Linked DNA regions of Homo sapiens: region 2 is linked to region 1. A link is a loop called in an ENCODE intact Hi-C map of the cell type or tissue named here. Cell type or tissue: heart left ventricle. All regions are shown on one strand. Links, peaks and the distances in the headings refer to the core of each region. The heading gives the core; the rest is flanking DNA. Region 1 overlaps LINC01847 (long intergenic non-protein coding RNA 1847). Region 2 has its middle 11 kb from the start of ADRA1B.

Region 1 (2,918 bases), core at 293-2,792:
TAGCCTGGGCTGCCCTTACACCCCTGGGGAGACCTCCCATAGCCTCCTGACCCTGAACGGTGGCCCGAGGCTCCATGGACCTTTCTTTTTCAGGAGGCAGTGCTCCCTGCCAAGAAGGTGTCTGCTTTGGGCGGGAGGGGAATGAGTACAGAGACAACTTGGTTCTGTGCCCTGATCTTGGTTAGGAGAGGTCTTCAGGGGAGTTTGAGTCCCAGTGACCAGCCCCAGAAGCTTTCAGGAATTTTAGATTCTTGACTTGGCCCCAAATAACCCCCTGCTGGATCTGCTGGTGTCTCCACTGCCAAAAAGCCTAAGGAGGACATGGAAGCCTCCCCCACAGAGACCTCCCGCCCTCAGCCCTCTTGGATGTGCACACTGGAGCCTCCTTACAGGGACATGACCTTCAGATGGCGTGCCTCACTCGGGAAGGTCGACTGAGGCTGGAAGGGCAGCTCAGGGAAGACAATATCAAACTCTCAAGAGTTGATGGTTCTATTTTATACTTCAACTTTCACCCCCTTTCCTTCCTTCAACTTCTTAGTTCTTTTCTCTTCTGTCACGTGAAAGAACCAGTAAATTCTGGGTTCAAATACCAGCTCCCTTACAATCATCTTTGTGACTGTTGGAAAACTGCATAACCTCTCCCTGCCTTGGCATTTTTAAACCTGTAAATTAGGGATGATAAAATCTTTGCAGTTTTTAAGAACCACAGATAGAGTATACCAAATGCCAAATATTTAATAAACAGCAACAATGATAATAATATTTTAGTATACTACCATATGGCATGGTAAAGAAAAATTAGCTAAAGGGATTTTATTTTATCTCTAAAAATGCTGTGGACCAAGACATTTAGGAATAGGTCTTTAATCAAGGTTCAGGAGACTTAAGAATAAATAGGCATCTCAGCTGTAGAAAAATGTTACAGAGGTTGCATAAGAATCAATCCCACAGTCATGTCTCTAAGTGTCAAGATCTCTCTGCTACTCTGATCTTTCTGTCTCTCTAGGTCCCCATATACATGTCCTTGTCTCCTTTTACCTGTCACTGGACAGCATACACACACTCAGAGACTGCTCCTGCCTTGGGCCCTTCAACCCCGAAGAGAGCAGAAAAATGGATTGTAAGTTGATTGGCCAAACTCATGGGAAAGCAAGGAAACTGCTGTGATGATGGCTGGGCTTGGGGCCCCTGTCAGCAGAAGACTCTATTGGCTGATGAAGCTGATGGCAGGGCCACGTTGGAGGTACACCAGTTCCTAGGGAAGTCTGATGGCAACAGTTCCTGGCAGGTATTTTACTGTCTCAGACTAGAGCCTATTCACATGGCACTAGGCCTTCTGCTCTCCCACTAAGTGATTCTCTATGTGTCACATGCTAGCAATAGACAACTGGATCCTAAAACAGGGACATCAGAAGCTTAGCTCTGCAAACTGAGGGACTTTACGCGGTCAGAGAGGAGGGTGATAACACATCAAATATCTAATGCAGGAGACGACAAATAGGCTGCATGCTCCACACAATCAAGGCTAATTATTTGAGCACGCTTCTAGATTGGGAAGGGAAGTTAAAAAAAAAATGAAAAAGTAAGGAAAAAAAAAAGCAAGCTTCTTATCTGAAATTGCAATCCTACCCCTGAAGAAGCACACATCTGGAATTCATTCCCTGAGACAGTGAGCCATAGACCAGCTCTGTACCAGGACCCGGCCCAGCTGCCACGCGCTAGTGACTGAGCGCAGGCTGTGCTTTGCAAGGGGTTGATAGAATGTTTCTTGGATAAATATTCCTGCCAAAGTTAGTTTTTGAGCCATGGCTCGTAAATATACAGTATTCCAGGGAAAAAGTACAGAATGTCCTCCTGGGGTTGACAAGCAAATAGTTTCATAAATAACCCTTTTGACACGTGTAAGATGTTAACATTTCTGAGGTTTTGGGCAGGGGCAAATGTGGATTTGATTGCTCGATTCAGTCTGGAGCCACAACTGGACTTGGATGTTATTTCTTGGGGGCCCATGGAAATGTTTTTTTTGGCTTGCGAGCCCTTGTCCTGCTTGTCGGCCCTGAGGACAAAGGCTTCCTCTTGGAAGATTCTGGGCCAGTGCAGGGTACCGCACAGGTGAATCCGACCAGACCAGCAATCAAGGAGACTGGCAAGGGACATCCGGTAGATGCAATCCTTACTCAACAGGAGGGCAGGGCTGAGCCACAATATTGACTGTTTTAGAGGCACCGACAGTGCCCAGCCTGGGGACTGTTTTCGTAAGAGGGAGAAAGTTCCAAAGAAACCTCCTATTTTGATAGTTTTTTTTTTTCTTAACAGTAAATTTGGGGCAGAGCCTGAATGGGCTAGATCAAATACTATGTCTATAGGGATTTTAGTCCAAAGCCCAACTGCATCTTTAATCAGTTACTGGGACAGATTGGGGTTTGTCAAAAACGTGTTTCACACTGACCCTGTCATATTTCTAGAATTCTACCTTTGAAACGCATTGAGGTCCAACCTATTCACATGTAGAGTGTTATCTGGGCAAAAGAGATGAAGACATTACATTCTTGAGATCCTTGATAATCATTTATATGGCGCTTTAAAGTTTTCCTAAGCCCTCCCACATCTACAACTGCAAATGAACCCTAGAATAACACTGTGGCACCTGGTCAATAGGGCAGCTGTCACCATTCCCATTTTACAGGTGGGAAGCAGAAGTCAGGTGAGAGGAAGATAATTGGCTAAGGCTTCCTGGTAGTAAATGGAAGAACAAGGATTTGAATTGGGGCCCCTGGCCTTTTGAAGCTATGTCAACAAAAGGCTTGGTTTATCAGACAGGCTAGGAAAGCAGAGAGCAGGACCTGGAGGAAAAGAGATCTGGGATAAGAAGATTTTGAGGCAGGAACAATGAAAACAATGAGAAGAGGGCTCTG
Region 2 (2,918 bases), core at 259-2,758, 120 kb before region 1:
AACTGCTCACTTTTCCCCTTCTTGGTCCTGCTCCATCAAGAGCCTGGAATTTAGAAAGGAAGGAATGTAGAGTGTTGAGTAGGCAAAGGTTTGTCTGCATAGCCAGCTATGCTCAAACTTTACAGGGAATAAAAGTCATCTAGAGCAAGCCTTAAGATGCAGATTCCTGGGCTTCAGCCTTAGATATCCTAATTCAGCAGGTTTGAAATGGGGTTCAGGAATTTATATTTTTGTAAGTAACCCAATGATTTGATTGCAGAAGACTACATTTTGAGAAACATTATTTTGGTCCAACATCCCCACTTTTACAGATGATCCAATGGAGGTCATCTGTAAAATGGTTGAATGTTTCATATAGAGGGTTCTTATACACATAACTTGGTTGAATGTCTCATAGAGAGGGTTCTTATATGCATAACTTGGTTGAATGTCTATAGAGAGGGTTCTTAACTTGGTTGAATGTCTCATAGAGAGGATTCTTATAGGATGCAGGTCTTAAACCCAGGTTTTCTGATTGCCAGTCTGGCCAGTCTTGCCTCCACTGGGCTCATTAAAAATGGCATTGTGGTTGGTGCGGTGGCTTACCCCTGTAATCCCAGCACTTTGTAAGGCTGAGGCTGGCAGATCACCTGAGGTCAGGAGTTCAAGACCAGCCTAGCCAATGTGGCGAAACCCTATCTCTACTAAAAATACAAAAATTAGCCTGGTGTGGTGCTGTGTGCCTGTAATCCCAGCTATTTGGGAGGCTGACAGGAGAACTGCTTGAACCTGGGAGGCGGAAGTTGCAGTGAGCCAAGATTGCACCTCTGCACTCCAGTCTGGGTGACAGAGCAAGACTCTGACTCAAAAAAAAAAAAATGGCATTGACTTTCACTTGCTGTAGTTTATTCTTGCCTAGTGTCTCCATTCATCACACCTCAGCTCAGGGTCATTTCCTCAGGGAAGACTGTCCTGCCCCTCCCCACTCAGTCTAGGCAAGGTTCCTTTGTTTTCCACACCCAGAAAATCACCTCTCTCTCTTTTATAGCATTTGCTATGGTTTGTGGTTACATACTTCTGCATATGACTCTTTGATCACACTCTGTCTCTCTCCCTAGGCTTCAGGCTCAATGAGAGCAGGGCAGTGTTTCTTTTTGTTCCTCCAAGGGACTAGTGCATTGTCTAATGGTTAGTAAGTGCTCAGTAAATATTTATTAGATGAGTGAGTGAATGAATGAATGAAAAGGACAGTTTGATCTCAGCCTTAACTGAAAGTCAAAATAAAGCAGTATTTGTGAAACTTTTGTCTTTCAATGGCATTCTCTTTTTAGACATTTTAAAGTTATCATTCTTGTTTCTGGCCCAGCCTTTTTGATTCCAAATGCCCATTGCATTCCTGCAACCTCAGCTTCCAGCATGCAAAATTGTGTAGGAGGAGGCTTGCTTTGTTGGATTGTCTATGTGTCTATCACAATTTTTCTATTTCTGTAGTGAATTTTGTGTTAGAAACCTATTCTCCTCTCTGCAACCCTCTCTTCCTTTCAACTATAACCCCTCCCCAAGATCCCAATGGTCTCCTGTTGCTTCCAGCAACCCCCAAATCTGACCTTTTCTAACCTTTTGTTCTCAAATTCTACCAATGTCCTATTTCCTACAGGCCTGGTGCATGTTATGAACTCTTCAAAGAGATAGGTTCCTGCTAACGCTGGATAGTGACTTGATCTGTTGGCTCCTCTTCCTCTCCTTTCAGTTTTAACTAAGATCATCACTTTCTTAACTAAAGCTGTGTGCTCCAATGAGCTGGTCAAATTCTTGACTCTATGGAGCCCATCAAACACTGATGATAGGAGGAAGATTCTAGTGATTAGCAGATATTTATTGAGCACTGTGTTAGGGTCTGAAGTTCATACAAGGATGAATTAAAAGTATTTCTTTCTCCCAAGGCTCTTTATGGGAAGAGAGTCATGGACTCACATTCAATAATGGTGTGGCAGTTAAACAACACTTCAGGAGACTTCAGTATCTTGTTACTTGCCAAACAACTGATGATCACAAGTGCTATGAATTTAAATTAGACAATGTGTATAATGCACTTTGGAGTGGGCCTGACACATAGTAGGCTCACTCAGTAATGCTAATCCTTCTTCCGTCTAAGGGAGGGAGAGATTTTTCTGGGCTGGAGTAGGCCACCTGGTCTCCATTGAGGAGGTGCCTTCCATTAAGGTTCTGGGAAGCACACACGATTTGTGAGGAAACTTTTTCAGTTCCACAAATGTACCCATTTGCATTCAGGATTAATTTCTTTTTGGGAACAACTACTTTCCTTGAATTAAAGCAGGTCTCCTAGAACCTAGCTTATCCACACTTTTTCATGTGCTGTGCCTTCATAGGAGAGAGGCATTTAGAATCAGAGCTGGAAGGGACTGTAGAAGTTGTGTAGCCCTTTCCTCATTTCCCAGGTGGGGAAACTGAGGCCAGGCAAGTTACTTGACCATGGTCACTCAGAGCCAGAACCAGAACTGAGGTCTCTAATGTCCAGACCCATAGTCTTAAAAATAACTGTATGCTATTTTCATTGTTCAAATACTAAACAAATGCAAGCAGCTTTTTAAAAATTATTAAGGTAAATTGTGCTCATTGCAAAACTATGGAAAGACATACAAAATGAAAAGAAAATCAGTCTCATTTCACTATCAAGAGAACATCGTTGTTAACATTTCGGCAAATGCTTTCTAGTATTTACACACACACACGCATACATGCACGTGCACACACACATACAGGTGTGTGTGTGTACAGGTCAGGTGACTTTTGTTTGGACCCCAGCCTACTTTTAGCCTCCCTTTGTAACGGAAGCTGTGCCCTGAGTCTTCCACCTGTCGGGCCCAGGCGGACCCTCCCCTCCAGCTCTAGGGGAGGACTCCTGACCCAATCAGAGC

The links. Hi-C counts contacts between places; a loop is a spot of excess contacts. Peaks named below come from ENCODE experiments on the same cell type or tissue, not always from the same donor. Only the 100,000 strongest peaks of a DNase experiment are listed, where the experiment ranks them.
Region 2: a loop joins it to region 1, with 2.1 times the contacts of the local background. A loop is called at or near these places in 27 of 110 quality-filtered maps.

The regions. Positions count from the first base shown.
Region 1 is chr5:159,786,338-159,789,255 of GRCh38, reverse strand. All of the region lies in intron 2 of LINC01847 (long intergenic non-protein coding RNA 1847), which reads left to right. Among named protein-coding and RNA genes, the nearest start is that of LINC01847, 84 kb to the left of the region's middle. In heart left ventricle, for the core only: no CTCF peak of the experiment used is centred there; DNase peaks (open chromatin) are centred at 335 and 1,715; H3K27ac peaks cover 1,576 bases.
Region 2 is chr5:159,903,802-159,906,719 of GRCh38, reverse strand. It overlaps a transcript of ADRA1B not described here. Among named protein-coding and RNA genes, the nearest start is that of ADRA1B, 11 kb to the left of the region's middle. In heart left ventricle, for the core only: no CTCF peak of the experiment used is centred there; no DNase peak of the experiment used is centred there.